Regions from separate parts of the Homo sapiens genome. Here region 2 is linked to region 1. A link is a loop called in an ENCODE intact Hi-C map of the cell type or tissue named here. Cell type or tissue: dorsolateral prefrontal cortex. All regions are shown on one strand. Links, peaks and the distances in the headings refer to the core of each region. The heading gives the core; the rest is flanking DNA.

Region 1 (5,387 bases), core at 323-5,322:
TTACTGAACTCCATTTGGTTTACCAAATAAAGATGAGAAAGAAAAAAAAAAGAAAACCACAAACACTGCCATTAATTACACTGTAAACATTAAATAAATATTCTTTCTTTCTATCCTTTGCCCTTTTCAAAAGGAAAGGTGGTAATTTACATGTACTGTGCTTCTTTCTTCTCATTGTTTTAATTCCTTTCTTTCTGGCTTCTTTTTACTTGTATAGAAAAGAGGTGGACATGTTTGAGAAGATAGAAATGTTTACCTAGTATATTTGTACATTTTTTTTCATATAAAGAAAGAGCCTAGGCACCTTCTACTTTGTCTTATGACCTTTGTTAAGCCACTAATCTGGAAGCTGCATTTTAATTACAAAATATTATAAAGGGAATATAGTAGGAATACACAACCTTTGATTCCTAGCCAAATGAGAGGAAGTTTAATAGCAGTGTATGGTTGCAGGAATGGTTATGCTTGGGATCCATATGCATGTTCAACTCACACATTCAGGCAGTGCAATAAAGCAGGGAAAAAACAGCTGATACACAAAAGGGACCGTCTAGACAGTACCCCATCAGTCTGGCTAAATTTGGTGCTGGCATTCCCAATGGGATTGTAATATAATTGTTCTGGTGTCTGCGTTCATTCTCCCTGTCAAACACCATTCCAAATATACATCCTTCTCCCCCCAACCCTTCTTGTTCCACAAATATGAAGCCCAAACTGTGCCATGTTGGAGAGGGTGTTAGATGGCTCAAGCCAAAGAAAATGTTATAATTTAGCAAAATCACATTGTTTAATTCCTTGGGAAAAAAAAACCCTGTTACATCTTAGCTTCAAATAGAATTAGTTTCAGTCAAATTTTAATAATTTAAATTAAGAACATGGAAAAGATTTCAATGCAAATACAAATAACCTGAAAATATTGAGCACCTTAGATGAAAGCAAATAGGCCTTTTTACTCTTTTATATTTATTAGCCTCTGTCAGAAAATTTAACAGAAATCAGAAATGTGAAAGTGTAATGATCGACATGGATCATAAATTCTAATGAGGAAAAAACCTAATGAAAAAAATGTTAAGCAAAAGCATTGAAAAAATGCAAATTGTGTATTTTTTCTTTCTTGGGCTTAAAGCCATAATTTTTTTACTCTAAGCACCTTCTGAAAGTTGAATTTGTGATATTTATATATGAACAACTTCATATTTTTGGCTTTTAATAAAAGAAACCAGCCATATTTACCCATCAATTTATAATAACAATTAATGTTTTTAAAATATTTTGGTTTAAAACACTGAGAAAATGAAAATCACTACTTACAATATACAATAAACCAAAAAGCACATCATTAACATGAATAATACACAGATTATTGGCAAAAACATTTATAATCTAAAAACTTCCACAACGTTGAAATTAAAACTGTCAGATTCCTTTTTTTTTTTTTAAAGGAAAATGCAGTCTTTAGGATTACCATATAATATAACCACCAGATACATTTATTTTATTTTCTGTTTTAACATGTCACCTCTGGGCATTGTTTAGATATTAAAATTGGGCAGTAAACCTATTTCTTAATCTTTTTTTAATTCCAAAAAAAATTATTTTGGGAAAGAAGCTAGGCTGTTTGTTTTGTCTTGTTTTATTAAGTGTAAATCTATGTTTGTACTTCTGATTTTGGAGGTTTAATAATCCTTTCCTTGATGCTGTAAATAGAAATTGGTCTCCCACCTCCCAGCAGTTTTCAGATTCTAGATTAGGAACCCAAGTGAGTGAAGAAATCTCCCAACCCCCATCAGGGACTACTCTAACTAGAGAAAAATCAAAGAAAATACTTCAGGCACTACATCCTGCCTTTATCCAACTTCAGGAGGCTGAGAGACAGACACACTAACCAAAACGGGGCACAAGCGAGAAATGGCTGTTCCAGAAAGAAGCAACACACAGAGCCTCAACTCGCACAAAGACAGAGCACCAATTACACAGAAAACCACCACCAAAGGAACCCAGAAACACTCAGACATGCTTTAGAGATGCCTTAAAATGCTCACGTGGAAAAGAAAGAGAAAATAAGTTTAAGAGATTGTATCCTTTTATTTTTAATTTTTAAAAATGTAATTAGTGACTTCATACTTTTTCCTTCTTTGTATAAAATTGCTATTCTGATGTGCACATGGGTACTAGAAACAGTCATTAAAAAGATAATAATATTTGAGCATAGTGCCTGCCTGAAGCTGGGTATTTTGCCTGTGATTGTTTTTTTTTTATTCGGTTTTATTTTACTTTTTTAGAATACACACATGGTATAAAGTGAAAGAAAGGCATACTGTAGGCCTCTGTGAGATGAAACAGCGTAGCAAAATCTGAATTTTATACTTAGTTTTCAAACTATTGAATAATATCCTAGGAGACCTCTTAGGTCTTAACTGGATTAAAATGAATATATTTGTGCTCCGGCTCTTTTCAGCTAACTAATGTGCATGTGAATTGATAGTGTGCGAGGGAGCAGGCGAGAGCAAGTGTATATGACACCGGGAGTTGATGCAGGGGCCAGGCCGAGTGTGACTCTGTGAAGGAGCGTGCAGGACGGTGTGGGCTGCCTGGACAGAGTGAGAAATGAAAATTAACAGGCCTTGGGGTCTGGTGCGTTTTGTCCAGAAACACAAGAGAAGCTTAGTTGGGATGAGGGGGGAGGGGCAGGGTGTTGGTGAAGGGAGGGTGGAGAAGGAGGTGTGGCGTGTGTGTGTGTGTGTGTGTGTGTGTGTGTGTGTGTGACTCTGAGGTTTCAGTTATGGCTGAGCCTTGGGTTTTTGTTTTGGCGGTTCCCAGCATAAATAGGCTGAAGTTTCAGGTTCAGGGTGGAGTGCATGCCAGGGGATGGGATCGTCGTTCTGAGTTTCTCTTTCTGGCCCTTCTCTATGGTTGCTGCTCAGAACATTGCTGCTGTGAAGGAGTAGGGGGAGAAGCAAGGGATGGGGGTCTGTCTGCAGCTGCCCCTCTCACACTTGAATAAAAGAACTTTTTTTTTCAGGGGTAGGGAAGCTGTGAATACCTTTCCCAATAAGAGATGAGGCATATTGAAAACTATATTAAATTACCCTGATTAACAATTTAGCCACGAACAGGGGAGCTTTGGGAGATCTCTATAGGCAGGACTGGGGGCTATTCATGCCAGCAGCTAAGAGGTCGAAAGGTTTCTGAAGTTCACAGGCTCAGAGCCTTTGTTATGCTAACAGACAATCTCAAATCAGCTGCCTAGTGGAGTGTGAAATATAAATGATTCCTTGAGAACTTCCAATAAGTTGTCACTCTTGCTCTCCAAATACCAGGACAGGCTGCTAATTTCTAGCGGGCCCTTTTGCAACATTGCTAGCCCTAAATGAATGCCTTTGTAGTTCAAATAATCTTTTCAAGGGAGCTGTCCTATCATCATAGCCCAAATGCATCTTGGTTTTGACTATTAAATGAAAATCAGGGCTCAACTGTGCTTGACTTTTCCAAGCGCCCGATGTTTGGGAAGGATGGTGGCAGCTCTCATGCACAACAAGTTAGCACCCACCGCAGGAGGGCCAGGGCATTAATAACAGCCCACAGCCCCGAGCTACCCCAACTCTCACCCCCACTCCCTACTGGGAACAAAGCTCCTGGAGAGATTTACGTGACTTCCCTTGGGCTGGACTACCTTCCTCTTTCAACCACACCAACATTTCTTTAATTTATGGACCCTCTATCCAAGAGGATAGCCAGCTGACCTGCTAGCATCTGACTGGTCACTTCGAAGCATCAACTTTGGGGATGGATCTATTCATTCTTCAAGGCAGACAAGGCCAAGGGGAAGAGGGCAAGGTGTGTGTCCAGGCCATGCCCCTAGTATCAGATGCCTGTGGATATTATTTTATCATTTTCCCATAAGAAGGATGTGAACATGGCTTATGATCTTGAGTGTGACCTTTGAGCAGGTCCCGATGGATAGAAAACCAGTCCTGGCTCTCGGAGTCTAAATTGCAAAGCTTTTAAAATAAGGAAAAGCACCCCCATTCTAAACCTCAAACAAGCTGAGGGGAGTGAGAATGAGAATCTATCAGGGAGAGTGTGCTCAAACATTCTTATAGAAAGGACAATGCAATTTATACAAATAAAGAAAACACACAGACAAGAGGACAGAAATCAAAGGAAATTAGAAATCCATCTGCATCAGCCTTCACAAAGGAAAGGATAAAACCTTACAGCTTGGGTCCTGAAAATTTTGATATTTATGACTCCATGACCTCCACTTCCTTGCTGAAATATAAAAAGGTCCATGATATCACAGAAGACTCAGCTTTTTCCAAACAGAGCAGGTTTGATTTTTGAGGCCAGGAATGGGAAGAAATCAAATGGACTACATTTCTTAGTATATAATTAGGGTAAGTTTACATTCATATAAACAATATTTTAAAATACTTCGTTAAGTAACTTTATGAAGCTGGATGATACAGCCATACAGAAAACCCGAGGGCCTTGATTTCCTATCATCTTATTGTTCTTCTAATTAAAATGATTTTAAATAATTACATCAAAAATATTCTGGGGGAGTTAGTTTCTACTGGTATAGAAACTGGTTTAAGTAAACACTTCTTTGTACTCTAGGTATACTAAAACTTATGACTATTAAAACATGAATTAGATATAAGTAAGAATGGTGGCATAACTTTCATCAGTTTTGAAATCATCTAGCTTACATTTTAAAATCTTTTTAAAAAAGCCGGGGTACACAGTACAATTGTAAAGGACTCTGGGATTCAATTCAGAGATTTTGGTCCTTAGATAGGAGCCAGTGTTTAAGAACCAGGTCATCTTTGTCTTTCAAATTCTTATTTGTTTCACTCAGTAAAAGAATCTGCAAATAATATTGCTTAGGAAAATTCGTTCAGATTACTGACATTACAGGAGTAAAAGTTTATGGTTTCTTCTGCCAAATGTCAAAATTAGACAATAATGTATTATTGATCCACTCACACCCTTCTCAGAGGGACTTAGCATCCTTGTTATCCTTATTTTATAGATAGTAAAGTGACTGGCTTTGGATGCACTTCTAATTATACAAAACAGAAGGCAACATTGATAGCTAAAAGTTCGGCGTATGAGAGACAATGTGCCTAAATTTAACTTTTCATCTCTTTTCCATTTTTAAAAATTTAATTAATATTAAATGGTAGAGTATCAACACGTTATTGACACATCCTGGACATTCAAAAGACAAATACATTCCCTGTGCTTTCCAAATACTTATTTTACCACTTCGAAGTGTCCTCTCTCTTTCCGTCTTTAACACATCAAAACAGGGAAGAAAGCGCTTTTGTGTTATAACTACAGAGAAAACATTTGAGAATGTGTCAATGCACTGAATACCAGCA
Region 2 (5,387 bases), core at 335-5,334, 110 kb before region 1:
TCAGGATGGGATGGAATCGGGGGGCAGGGGAAAGCATGTATTTATATGTATTTTAAAATATATATATAAAAATATAAAATACACACAAAAATGTGCATACTGGTTCTGCCTCTCTGGTTGAATCCTGACTGATACAATACCTCATCTTTAGCATATTTTTGTATCTCATGTTAGAGTTTGCTAAGGACTTCTGCGTGTTTATTAAGTCCTAGATGACAAAACTGGGGCCCAGAAACAGTAAGTGACCTAACCAATGCCATGTAGCCAGTTGGTGATCTAATCAAGACCTCAATTAAAGCTCAAGTTCCCCAGCCTGACAACATTGCTTATAATGTTAATGTTAACATTTCTAGTGTTATGTATAAAAAAGTTTAATAACAATAAATATACAAGTTAAAAGTACAATAAAACTTTTTTGGGGGTATAGGAAAAGCACAATAAAACTTTTTGGTGGGTACAGAAAAAAATGTATTACAATTTGGATTGAAATCGTAACTTCTCTTTATATTCCTGAAAATTATATAGAACTCCATTTTGGGGAGAGGATTGAAGTTTGTGATTAATTCCAATATTTATACAGAAAAATTTTTTAAAACCCAGAGAATTTAGCAATGGGTTTACCATTTTATATTATGATGCCTCCAGGGCTGGGTGTAGAGTGGCTAGGGAGGGCTGGGTGAGGAGAGATCTTAAAGAAGTAACAGATGTAAAGACCCAATAATAAACTAATACACCTGTGCAATAAGCATTCTATATTCTCTCATGTATTACTCAGATATAACAGTTCTAATTTAATCAACAGAAGATATCATGTCCCATCCTTGCTGCTCTCTAGAAGTATTTAATATCTCAATCACTGAAAGTCAGTATTGAAAGGCTTTAGTCTCTATCTATTATCTATCTATCTATCTATCTATCATCTATCTATCTATCTATCTATCTATCATCTATCTATCTATCTATATCTATCTATCTATCCAATTTTTTCCCCTTGGGAACAACAATAGGTATAAAATCCTAGGATAGGGGAAAATTTTGGAAGTAGTGATAGTTTTTATTTTTTAACTTTTAAAAAATATTTTTATTGTTATATCATAGTTGTACACATTTTGGAAGTTCATGTGATATTTTAATACATGTGTACAATGTATGATGATCAAATCAGGGTAACTAGGATATCCATCACCTCCGACAAGAGTAATTACTAAATTATAGGGTAAACGGCTAAAAACAATGCACTTAGCCTTAAGCATCAACATCTAACTATTCATTGTTTTTTTGTTTTTGTTTTTGTTTTTTTTCTCTTTTGGCCTTCACACAAACTGAGAAAGCCACAGCCCATGTAGAATGGAAATATAGTATTTTAAACCTTTTTTCTTCTGAATACAAAACCCACCTCTTCGCTGGGAAATTGCATTCCCATCCCAATCAGTCTTAGTGAAAACCACTGATTCAGGGTAATTTCCCAGGACATAGTGGGTGTTGTGGGAGTGACAGCCCACATAGAGGGAAAAACTGACTTAAGGAGGGCCTAGGAGGGTCCTCCCTCAGGATATCCTATACAAGCTTGTGGGGCAGAGGGCCATGCCTTCCTGTGTGGTGAAGCTATGGAAGGGTTGATGGTGGTTTACATCCATGTCTTCCAGAGTATGGGAAAAGACTGTCTGCAGTAGGAGTGAATAAACCTAAGTTGTAGAGAGATGCAGGGGAACGGGCCCGCTGAGAGGGAAGCCTGGTACTTCCAATGGGTGGCTCCAGCTATCCCTGAAGCCCTGGTGCTCCGGGGGGTAGCTAACTTTTGGATTACTCTAAACTTCATTTTGATGAGCAACCAAAGAGACTGGGGAATAAGGATTGGTGAAGTGCTCTATTTCTAGAGGCTTGTATTCCAAGATGTGTGTGAGAGTTTTGTCTGCTGGGGGGCCAGGCTAGTACCTGAGAAGTCTGGTCTGAGCTTGCATCTCTGTGGCCTGTGGAGACTTAACATGGAAAGGGATCATCCTGGTAGTTTATCCTTACACAAAATGGATTGGCCTGGGAGTGAAAACTAATTGTACTTGTAAAGTTTCAATTGTCTTTTCTTAAATAAAGGGGGGGTGGGGGCACGGTGCAAAAATTGGGGAAAACCGTGAAAGGGAAAAGCATTTTGAAAAATTTTTAAATGCCCCTTATTATTTTGTAGTTGCAGGATTTTGGTTTAATTTGAATCAGTTAACTCTCAGAGGACATCTGTAGCATTTAGAAAAGGATGGCTAATTTGCAGCAGATACGAGCTTTTGTGCAAAGGCAGAAAGATGTACTGTAACATATGATGCAGATCACTTTAGAGTAATTGAACCATGGCTTTTGCATGCTTTCGATCTTAAGCTTATCTCTATCTGAAGCCTGTAGAAAGTCTTTTTCCATTTACATAACAGGGCAAGAGATTATTACTACTAAAATTAGATCCACGAATTGCTATGCATAGTGCTTTGTAGCATAATCAAATTATGATAAAATAGCCTTTATTTCTTTATAGCTATATAATATAGTTAGGTTCTTTCACAATTTGTTTAGAAGTAAATGGGTGGCAGTACTATCTTATTATATTAAAACATTGCTGATTTTTGGCCAAATTGACAACCTTGCTTGATTGTTTTTTAGAGATGCTTATTTGAAGAATGGGGAGGAGCCTGACAAAGGCTAATATGTTTTCCTTTCTTGCCACTCCTCCCCCCAGCCTTTTTTTTTTAAATGTGAGCCACTGCTCGTAAGTTCTTCCTGCACATCCTTATCACTTACTGTGATAATACGATCCTGAGAAAATGGTTCCTGTTCATTTGATGTGACCAGATAAAGTCAAAAGCCTTATGCCCTGGAGAATCCTTAACTGTTTTCTCCCAGATTCTGAACAGGGCAAATCACAAAAACCTTGTCATCAGTTAAATTATTCTTGTAAAGATGTAAACATGGTAGGGGAGGGAAAACAAACTCAGAGAATCAAGGAAAAAAATGTGGCAGTGGGGGAAGAGAAGAAAATGGAAATTAAGACTTGCAATGGAGGAAAAAACAGCAGAAAGGAGAGAACAGAAAAAATACGACAAGGATATGGCTATGAGGGAAATGAAGGCTAGAGAGAGGGCAAAATATAAAACCAAGGGAAGCTTAAAACATGGTAAGAGCAGATTCCATCCCGTTTAAAGGCTCTGAAAGTTTCTTGATGGCTCTATTGAGCAGAACCCCCCACCCCCATCCCATTCTATATTATTGTTAATGCTAAAGGTAGCTGTAGCTGCAGAGGTGGCATTTCTTCTAATTTAATTTTCAGTTACTGAACTCAGTTACTGACTCTTTAGAGCCGGAGGGAGGATGAGCCTTTGTTAAAGCTGCAGCCGTTAACTTTCACTTTTCTTTTCAACCTCATTAGATTTCCTGAGGTTTAGTTCTAGACTTAAAGCACTGCACTGTGGCTAAACTATGTAAAATAACATTTTTGGTGAAAAGCAACACCTGCAAAAATGTCACACAAATTTCAACTTTAGTTGTACCCAGTGATGTCACCAAATGAAGTGCTAGTGCAGACGACACAAGTAATAGGGTATTAAATTTGTCACGGGCTTCATGGAAGCCACAGCCTGTGACTCCTTCATGGCATCCTGCAGTGCAATGATGAACCAGAAAAACTCCTTGTCTGGTGGCACCTTTATATTTGTGTTCAATGAGTAGCACACCCATGCAGACATAAGCCTCATTGAAGCAGGATTTAGAAGAGGCTGCTTCCCTGGTTTAGTCCACACAGGGCATCAAAATTCTGATTTAATTGGTATGGGTAACCTGTTTCCCATGTGTAGGGAGATTCTTGAACTCAGAATATTACAAAAATGACATTTTCTTGATTTCTTGAGAATGACTAAAGGCTGGAATGAGAACTACAGATGATTGACTCTGAACAATCAGGTACAATGATCTACAAAGTTTATACAATGCATGTGGTGATCAGTCTCTGCTGTCATGTCTTTCGGAGAAACATCTCTATGCTGGCCCAATCTGTGGATCCTGGGGTGGTGACCTCGTCCCAAATGGTCAGGGACAACCAGGGAGGCTTTACTGCCTCAGGACTCACTTTGCTGCTCAGAGAGTCTCTGTGCCTCTGGTCTCTATGACAAGCTGTTTTCTCTCCTCTGTTGTTGCATTCTGTTCTTTATGTGACATAGAAAGACATTTTAAAGCCACCTAAGTGGGACAAGTCCCTCCTGTGAAGGGTGGAAATCTAATTGGATCCACCGTCTCTTTGGTGCCTTGGCAGTGCCTATGCAACACCTTTAAATCTCCTGTAAGCAACGGTAACTTGGACGTACTGTGTAACCACTTCTTGTCCAATATCATGTACGTTTGCTTTTCTTGACATACTAGCTGTGTAAAAGTCACTCTAAAGGATACATAATGATATAGGAATTACTAAAGAAAAAGTTGGCTGGGTGGGTGGCTAAAATATTTTATATTTTATTATTCTCCATTAAAAAGGTAGTGAAATAAAATCAGATTTATTTGATAGAAATATGTACCAGATTTCATTTGGGCTTGTTCTAGAGGAGTATTTTCCACAAGATTTTTATTATTTTTTTTAAATTTTTTTAAATTTTAAGTACAATAGGAAATATATTTAAATCATGACCCATTTATTACAATGTACACAATTCTTACTAAGAAACCATGCGATGTGTTCTGATTGTTTCTATTCTATTTGTTTCATTTAAAAATGCTTGTCACATCCTACTACATTTCCTTCATTACCCGTGAATGGGGAGTGACACACAGTTTGTAAACTACTTTTCTATAATTTTGAGCACAATACGCACAAAGGATAAAAAAATTTCAGGCAGTAGAAATTAAGTAGTAGACACATGAGTCTAAATTCTAAACACGCAGTAGGTGTTTTGTTCTTGTTATTTTAAATATTGGATTTAATTGCAGATTATTTTTTGAAGATTTTGGTGGTAACTAAGCCCTTGTTACCCTGAATTCATTACAATGTTTCAAACCAGTTTTTAAGCACAGCATTAAGGCTCTTTGTGGCTACTATCTTATATAATCTTTAATATAACACTATGAGATAAAAGGCTTATTGGATGAAGAAACTGAGGCTAAGACTGAAGGCAATTTGCTCCAGGTTGAGATACAATTAGTAAGTAGTCAAGCCAATGTTCTCCCAAGTGCTGTGACTTTTCTGCCCACTGCCAGGCCCTTAGCTAGAGAGGGGCCAATCAGAATCACCCAAGAAGCTATTTCCACCCACACAGTCTCTCTTCCTATCCCTCCAAACTCCATCACACTTGGCTGCTGCTTAGACTAACGGAAAAGGAAAAAGTGGTTGGTTTTTCTTCAGCACTGTAAATAGACTTGATCTC

What was found. A loop is a pair of places that touch in the nucleus more often than their neighbours do. Peaks named below come from ENCODE experiments on the same cell type or tissue, not always from the same donor. Only the 100,000 strongest peaks of a DNase experiment are listed, where the experiment ranks them.
Region 2: a loop joins it to region 1, with 2.9 times the contacts of the local background. A loop is called at or near these places in 1 of 110 quality-filtered maps.

Annotation. Positions count from the first base shown.
Region 1 is chr5:88,394,992-88,400,378 of GRCh38, reverse strand. The region is part of intron 2 of TMEM161B-DT (TMEM161B divergent transcript); the gene reads right to left. Among named protein-coding and RNA genes, the nearest start is that of LINC02060, 41 kb to the left of the region's middle. RefSeq lists enhancers at 2,788-3,664, 2,931-4,042. In dorsolateral prefrontal cortex, for the core only: no CTCF peak of the experiment used is centred there; DNase peaks (open chromatin) are centred at 2,618 and 3,524; H3K4me3 peaks cover 4,167 bases; H3K27ac peaks cover 5,000 bases.
Region 2 is chr5:88,500,560-88,505,946 of GRCh38, reverse strand. No RefSeq gene overlaps it. Among named protein-coding and RNA genes, the nearest start is that of LINC02060, 64 kb to the right of the region's middle. RefSeq lists enhancers at 3,547-3,656, 3,667-3,816. In dorsolateral prefrontal cortex, for the core only: no CTCF peak of the experiment used is centred there; no DNase peak of the experiment used is centred there; H3K4me3 peaks cover 2,212 bases; H3K27ac peaks cover 2,088 bases.